2 separate regions of the Homo sapiens genome follow, and region 1 is linked to region 2. Evidence: chromatin contacts called from ENCODE Hi-C or POLR2A ChIA-PET data. All regions are on one chromosome and are shown on one strand. Each heading gives the region's core, a stretch centred on a gene start or an enhancer-like site at or near the end of the contact. The rest is flanking DNA. Distances are from core to core; before and after follow the strand shown. Region 1 has its middle 36 kb from the start of QTRT2. Region 2 overlaps DRD3 (dopamine receptor D3).

What was found. A loop is a pair of places that touch in the nucleus more often than their neighbours do. ChIA-PET counts read pairs that join two places held with the same protein, here RNA polymerase II (POLR2A). Pooled maps may share reads with other maps.
Region 1: a map of endothelial cell of umbilical vein shows a loop between it and region 2 (6-fold over the local background). The contact joins two enhancer-like sites. A Hi-C loop is called at or near these places in 4 of 168 maps with a recorded cell type or tissue (aorta, breast epithelium, cardiac septum and 1 more) and 7 of 50 pooled maps. POLR2A ChIA-PET finds 5 or more read pairs at or near these places in 4 of 52 experiments (OCI-LY7, activated B cell, activated CD4-positive, alpha-beta T cell and 1 more).

What each region holds. Positions count from the first base shown.
Region 1 is chr3:114,090,485-114,094,506 of GRCh38, forward strand. No RefSeq gene overlaps it. Among named protein-coding and RNA genes, the nearest start is that of QTRT2, 36 kb to the left of the region's middle. Within about 2 kb of position 1,872, at least 4 of the 41 ENCODE cell types and tissues checked have a DNase peak (open chromatin) inside an H3K27ac peak, as active enhancers do.
Region 2 is chr3:114,151,037-114,154,985 of GRCh38, forward strand. All of the region lies in intron 3 of DRD3 (dopamine receptor D3), which reads right to left. Among named protein-coding and RNA genes, the nearest start is that of DRD3, 26 kb to the right of the region's middle. RefSeq lists enhancers at 1,371-1,904, 3,262-3,771, 3,772-3,949. Within about 2 kb of position 1,580, at least 10 of the 41 ENCODE cell types and tissues checked have a DNase peak (open chromatin) inside an H3K27ac peak, as active enhancers do.

The DNA.
Region 1 (4,022 bases), core at 622-3,121, 60 kb before region 2:
TTTCAGGAGAAGCCAAAAATCTGGATTTTCAGGTGAAATTTCACAATTTTTAAATGCTGGGTCAATTTTTAAACAATATTCTGCTAGCCAAACAAAACATGGGGGTGCCTAGTTTGCAACCTCTAGCTTAAAATCTGGAAGAAGGGCTTTGGTATCTTTAGCATTTAAAAATTTCTCAACAACTGATTGCAATATACAGAAAACATACCTGTAGTTTCTAGTTCCTGCAGCTGTTTAGATTCCCACATTAAGAGAGCCCATGTTGTCCCATCTCCTTTGCAGGGTCACCAGATAACTCCCAGAACCATTCTAAATCTGCCAGAAGGGAAGGTATGCAGCATCTTATTCAACCTATTTTATGCAGGAGGAATTTTAAGCCTGGAGAAGAAAGATTAACAGTTGGCGCCCCGTGCGCTGGCTCATGCCTATAATCCCAGCACTTTGGGAGGCCAAGGTGGGTGGATCACCTGAGGTCAGGAGTTTGAGACCAGCCTGGCCAATGTGGCAAAATCCTGTCTCTACTAAAAATACAAAAATTAGCCGGGTGTGATGGCACGTGCTTGTAGTCCCAGCTACTCGGGAGGCTGAGGTTGGAAAATCACTTGAACCCAAGAGGTGGAGGTTGCAGTGAGCCAACATCGTGCCACTGCACTCTGGCCTGGGCAACAGAGTGAGACTCTGTCTCAAAAATAACAACAAAAAAGAGAGCCCATGTTGTCCCATCTCCATTGCAGGATCCCCAGATAACTCCTAGAACCATTCTAACTCTGCCGAAAGGGAAGGTATTCAGGATCTTATTTAACCTATTTTATGGATGAGAAATTTTAAGCCTAGAGAAGAAAGACTAGCAGTTGGCTGTGTCTTTCCTCTTGGGAGTGTCTTAGTTCAAGCTGCTATAACAAAATACCATAGACTGGGTGGCTTAAAACAGAAGAAATTTATTTTTCACAGTTCTGGAGGCTGGAAGTCTGAGATGAGGGAGCCAGCATGGTTGAATTCTAGTAGGGGCCCTCTCCCTGGTCGCAGACTGCTCTTGTCTTTCCATGTCTCCACATGGTGGAAAGAAGGGTAGAGAGCACCCTGGAGTCTCTTTTATAAGGGCACTAATCCCACTCATGAGGACTCCACCCTCATGATCTAAATTACCTTCCAAAGGCCCCACCTCTGAATACCATCACATTGGGGTTGGGATTTAAACATAAACTTTTTTTTTTTTTGAGATGGAGTCTCACTCTGTTACCCTGGCTGGAGTGCAGTGGCGCGATCTCAGTTCACTGCAAACTCTGCCTCCTGGGTTCAAGCGATTCTCCTGGCTCAGCCTCCTGAATAGCTGGGATTACAGGTGCCCGCCACCTCGTCCAGCTAATTTTTGTATTCTTAATAGAGACGGGGTTTCACCATGTTGGTCAGGCTGGTCTCAAACTCCTGACCTCGTGATCCACCCGCCTTGAGGCCTCTCAAAGTGCTGGGATTACAGGCTTGAGCCACCACGCCCAGCCTTCAACGTAAACATTTTGTGGGGACACAAACATTCAGTCCATAACAAGGAATTTAAACATGCACACAGTTCTTTCTAGTTAGCATTTTGGCACTCCTAAATCTCACCACCTATTTTCTGCCGGGCCTGTGCCCTTCTAGGGTCAGCATCGATTTCCCAGTATTCACTTTCCAGTGGTTCCTTCTGGCCTCACAGGACCAGCTGGTACAGGACATAAGATAAGAGCTCCTATTGCACCTTCCAGCATTAATAGCAATAGTCCTGGATGACACCGTGAAATCTCAATTACTGTTTGTCAAGTGAACGAATATTCTGAGTAGTTGAGGCATTCTCTTCCTTATTTTGGCCAACTGAGTGCTGGTTAGAAGTGACTTGCACAACACTATGTGGTAGGACCTATGAGAATGTCAGTGGTGGTTTTATGTCACTTTATGCTAGGCAAGCTCCCGGTGACCTGACACATTTTTGGTTTTTCGGATTTTTTTTTTCTGTTACTTGGTACCATTATCATCTTTCAGTGCTGGCCTCAAAGCAATTTCCCCTGCTCTGACAAGAGGAACTCAGAGTGAACTTTCCTTTTGTTCTCATTCCTCACAATCTACTTTGAGATCAGGTCGGAGTTGCCAAGGAGTTCAAACGGCCGATGCTTCCCAGTGTGATTCAGAGGGATCCGTGCCTCCTTTCCGCACACTATTCCTAATGCTCACCTCTCTCCCTGAACTGCTCTCGCCTGCTGTCGGCTCCTTTGTCTGCGAAACACATTTTCTCTTATTATCACCTTGTTCTCTGCCTGCCTTGGATGGTTTCAGCTTGTCTCTTAACATCAAGATGTTGCTATTAACAGTCTTCTCTTTCTTAACAGCTTACAGTCACTTCCTTTTATTCAGTCCTTTTCCTTTTCCCTCCCAAACCACGTAATCATCTCTTTCAGCCTCAAATAAAAGTTGTATAACCATTTCATAACCACTGCTTTAGAGTTGCTATCAAAAAGGCACAAGAAGAAGGACATAAAAGTAAGGGGAGAGAAATCAAAAGGAGAGGAGGTGAGGGATACTCCAATAATTGAGAAACAGGGTGTGTGTGCATCTTCAGAATTCTCCTTTGTTGATTAGCCCTCGAGACTGACCATAGCAAGCTCAGTGGTCTGGTGAAATTTTCCTCTAATTTTTATGGACAGATGGGAAGCTGTTCTCCCCTCCGAGGCTCTGTTTTCCTTCCAAATAGTTAAAATATTTTCTTTGAACTCTCCCAGAATCATTTATTTTTGTCATAAATCCATTCACAGAATCCAATTACATAACGGATATGAGTTTTCCACACCCCCAAAAAGCTAAAATATTTACTCACATTTTCCAGCATTTTCCATTTTCTACTCATTTATTTTTTAGTTCAACAAAACTTAAATAACATTTCCATCACAATTCTATTTATTGTTCCCCCACAATGCTAGCTGAAAATACCAACTGGAAATGTACTCCATTCCCACATAGTAACTGCACTTCAAAAGACAAGAGAGTGACAAAGTATGTCCAATTTTTTCTTTTTTACACTTGAACTGATTTTGGTTAGACTCTCCAGTTTTACATTGTTTTTTGTAGAAAGTTCAGTCATGTTGAAAAAGTCAGTTCCACTTTATATTTTTTCCACCTAAACATTCACCTGTTGCCACAAATCCAACGTGTCTAAAACCAAATTTACTATCTTCCTTCAGTCAGACTAGTTCTGCACTTCAACTTCCTTGCACCTGGCTTCCAGCCAAATCAGCTGGAAACCTTACTCCTTGGATGAATGAAGTAATACATAGAAGGGATGGGTATAAGGCATTTCAAGGAGGATCAGCAAGACTTGGTGACTGACTCAGAGGAGGCAGTTAAAGCCTGACTCAAGGAAGATTACCACCCATCCTGCCCCTCACCTCCTCCTTGTCCTCCTCAACTCCACTCTCTTCCTGCTGTACCAAGGCTAAACTGGCAGCCTGAATTTCTAGGGCCGCCATAATCTGAACCTAACCAATTGCCGTGGACTTTTCCACTTTTCCTAAGTGGTTATATCCTAATCCTACCCATTCTCAAGGTCCAGCCCAAGAACCAAACCTTCCATAAAAACTTGCTTTTCTAGAATTCTAGAGTCTCAAGATTGGAAGAGGAGAGGCTTCTATTCTGATTTCCTTTGTTCATAAAGGCACCAGCAACCAGTGCTCTAGGCATCTGATTTAATCAGTGCTTCAGTTCTGTGAGCCTCATCTTCCAACCAGACTATCAGCTCTGTAAGGGAAAGATAATCCCTCAGCATTTGCCGTGTCTGCACCCTCACCCCTGCCCCACTGAAATTAAGGGAGAATGTGTGATTAATTTTCTTCTCATCATGTGTCTGTAGTATGTTCTCTACTTCTCCATCTTTAACACATCACTTTATCCGTTTCTTTTTTCATTATAATTTGTTCAATTCTGTCTGTGCCTTATCCATTACCTTCTTTTTTATTTTTATTTTTATTTTTTTAAGATGGAGTCTCGCTCTGTTGCCA
Region 2 (3,949 bases), core at 330-2,829:
CTTCTTGGGAGGCTACAACAACCTAGTTCCCTTCATCTGATGCAAGTCCTCTCTTAAATCCCCTCCTTGGTTTATACAAGAGCAGGTCAAGTAGCAGCTGGTGTTTCTCTAGGCCTCTGACTCTCCTCAGAGCTTTAGACTCTGCCGGGGGCTTCTAGTACAATATGTCTACAAGGGCCTCGCTGTTAGTGGTAACTATGAGGCACCTTGGAGGAGGGGCTGAGCCTTGAGTCCTGCTGCTGCCATGACTGAACAGCGAGGGGAAGGAATACTGTAACTCACTTTCTCCAGGCCTTCCACTTGCATAATGTCCTTTGATGTAAAAGAGCCTGACCCTTCTGTGTATTCAGTGGTGTGCTGGTAAATGGCTAACAACAGGCTCTGTAGTTTACAAAAAGCCCTAATTTGTATTATTTGCCAATTTCTGTGGTGTCAATACTCCCACCATGGCCTATTTTAAGCTACCACCAAAGCTTTAATAACTGATGCAAAAAGTTTCTAAAATTTTGCCAATCAGCTCTCGCTAGCCATGATAAGCCGGCTTCAGCAGACCACTGAGAGTTATATACTTTCCTAAATATGCTATAATGTTCAGCAACTCCCTGGAGGCTCCATTAATGAAGTGGGCCAACAAGTGTAGGGAACCCTGGCTCTATCCCATAAAGGAGGAAGCAGAGATGCAAGGATGTCAGTTATGAGCCCAAGGTTCTGCAGCAAATTGTGGCAGAGCCATGTCTCCCACCTCTGAGGTGTGTTTCTCCTGAGTGCCCTCCTCCCTCTCGAGGGCATCGACAGCTCTCTGAGTTCTTGTGGGGGACAAGGGCTTCCTCAGTGAAGTCAGCATGGCAAGGGTGGTTACCGCTTGCAGAGCACTGCGTGCGCCCACAACTGAGTTTCCTCAATTCGCTCGATTCTGTTAATTGCCTGGGGGTCCTGTTAAAATGCAGAATATCAGGCTTAGTTTCTGGAGATTTTGATTTAGTACTTCTGAAGTGGAACCCAGAAATGTGCATTTTTGTTTCTTCTTTTTTGAAATTATTTTATTTTTCGATAAGTTATTGGGGTACAGGTAGTATTTGGTTACATAAGTTCTTCGTGGTGATTCGCGAGATCCTGGTGCACCCATCACCCAAGCAGTATACACTGTACCATATTTGTAGTCTTTTATCCCTCACCCCACTCCCCTTCATCTGATGCAAGTCCTCTCTCGAATCCCCCTCCTTGGGGATTCTTCCCCCAAGTCCCAAAAGTCCATTGTATCATTCTTATGCCTTTGCATCCTCATAGCTTAGCTCCCACATATCAGTGAGAACAGAAATGTGTATTTTTAACAAGCAAGTGCATCTTATGATTAGACAGGTTTTGAGAAAGTCTGCATTAGGGAAAACTTCTGTGACAAAGATTTTTGTTCACTTGGATAAGAAGTAAGAGACAAGACTACAATTTAACACTGTTACAGTAATTTTTTTCTTGCTCTTTTTTAAACATGATTAAACTGTTAGAATAAATGAGGCCCCCGCTTGTCATAAGCCGACTGCGACAGGGAGGCTGTACCGGAATTGGCCATCGGAGGGCACTATAATGCAGCAAGAACTCTGCCAGCACGGCTGGGGTGAGAAGTTCACTGCTCACCTGGGGGCTCTCCAGGCTCTGTGGGGAGGCAGAGAGGGAAAGCCCGGCGCCCTGCTTCCTGGAACCCTGCAGGGACCCTGCATTCCCACCCAGGCCGACCGCTTAGCCTCTGACTTCCTCTCGGAGCGATTGCACGTGACCGACTGCAGGCGAGGGCCGCGCCAAAGCACCCGGAGGGCTGGGCTGGGCTTGGCCGGGAGAGAGAGGCTTGGCCCAGGGCCACCTCTGAACATCTGGCCGCTGCGCTCGCGGCGGTATTCCCAGGTCCGGACCTGCCAGCCTCGCACTGTGCGCGCCGCCCCTGCAGACCCTGAGCCAGGGACCCTCCCCTTGTGTCTGAGCTCTTAGCTCCCTGGGCCGTTTCTGGTGTGGATGACTCCGCTGACCCCAGCACTGGCAGTGTGCTTGGTGATTAAGTCCGCGGGCATGAGAAACGGACTGATCAGCTCTGAATCCCGGCTCTGCCACTGAACTGTGTAGCCATGGGCCAGTGGTTTGTTTTTTCTAAGATCCAATTTTCTCATCTGTACAATGGGGATAATAATTTCTGCCCGAAAAGGCTGTAATGAATATTGAATGATATTTTCTCTGTAAACCTTTTTTTTTTTTAAGTCACAGTGCCCAGTGATTAATACTAAACATTCAAAAGACGGTATTATTATTGTTATTGTTGTCATAATTATTGTGCTAGCTCAAGGGATCAGTGATTGTTCATATCAGTGAGTTTATGGTTGTCTTCCCCTTCCTCCTGATATCAGGTAATATTAAATTTGTTTATTTATCCACCAAAAATGTACATGACACTTTCTATGTGACAGGCACTATTTGAAGTGCTTTACGAATATTAATTCATTTAATCCTCCTAACAACCCTTTGAGGTAGTTGTTATTATCTCCACTAAACAGATAAGAGAACTGAGGCTCTGACAGGTTAATTGACTTGCCCAAGGTCACATTGCTATTAAACTGTAGAGCCTGGATTTTTAGCCAGGCAGTGTGACTCTATAGCTAGGGAGCCCAGAGCCAGACTCGCACCTCAGCATCTCTGAGTAAGGGAGTGTGCTGTAATAGACAGAGGCTGCCTGAATCCTTACTCTTGCACCACCCAGTTGTGTGATCTCGGCAAGCTCACCTACCCATTCTAGTCTCAGCACCTTTATTTATATAGTGAGGGTATTACATCTCTCTCTCTGGGTTGTCGTGAAGGTTAGCAATAATGAATGAAGAGTTCTTAGTGTCTGGCACATAGTACATGCTAAATAAATGTTAACTATTTTTATTATTGTTGCTTCCAGACTCATGTAAGTTAGCATTAGCATAGAGGTAGCCAGGGCATTGAAGACATAGGTGCCCCATCCTCACCTTCACCAATGAAGGTGTCACTTATTGTAATAGAGTGCTGGTGGAAAGTCAGGAGATTCCATTTCTAGTCCCACACCTGTGCTAAGAGGCTGCAGCACTTCATGCAAGCATTTAGCATTTCCACTTAAATGAGATAACTGTGATGCCCCTTCTGACTTCTGGTTCTATGAGCAGGATGTTGCCCCTTCTGACTTCCGGTCCTATGAGCAGGATCTATATGGTTGGTCACTTACTGAAGGTCTCAGTACCTTGCAGAATTTGATTTCAATCTCAGAGCCCTGTCCCAGGGTGGGAGATGTGTGTGTGTGTGTGTGTGTATGTGTGTGTGTGTGCTGACAAGGGTTGCTCTTTAGGAAGCTAGCAGTCCAGGAGGAAAGAGGCCAGCCTGGGTGGGAAGGCCTGACTCTAACTCCCCGCCTGGGTTTAATGAGCCCCAGAGTTCTGTGAGGGCTGCTTTTCACCATCTTTTATTTGGTCAGACAGGGGGCTCAATATATCTTTAGTTCTGTGGACTCCCCTCCTGGAGTTGTTGAAGGAGAAAGCTTTTTGCAAATGACTGGAAAGCCTTTTGCAAATATAAAGTGCTTATTTAGATGCAAACTAAAAATCCAAGGTGCCTGTGACTCATCTGGTACCTATTGTGCTCGCTGCAAAGACGCGGAGGCTTGCCTGTGTGATGGGTGCCATTTGAGAGCCACTTAAAGAACTCCCTGGTGAATGAATTTGGCTGCATTATTCCTGGGCTCCTCTCGGAGGACTCTAATTCTCACCACTTGGTCGTGTCCTCCTCTTCTGACACATTCTCAGCCCTCTCCCTGAGTTAGTTTGGACCCAGGATGTGATGGGAGGAGGGCTGGCTCCCTGGGGAGGCAAGGAGCTAAAGGAGTGGGGGCTTGTGCTCCGAGGACTTCCCACTCTGCTTTTTAAAAACGAAATGGCAGCATTAATCCAAGCAT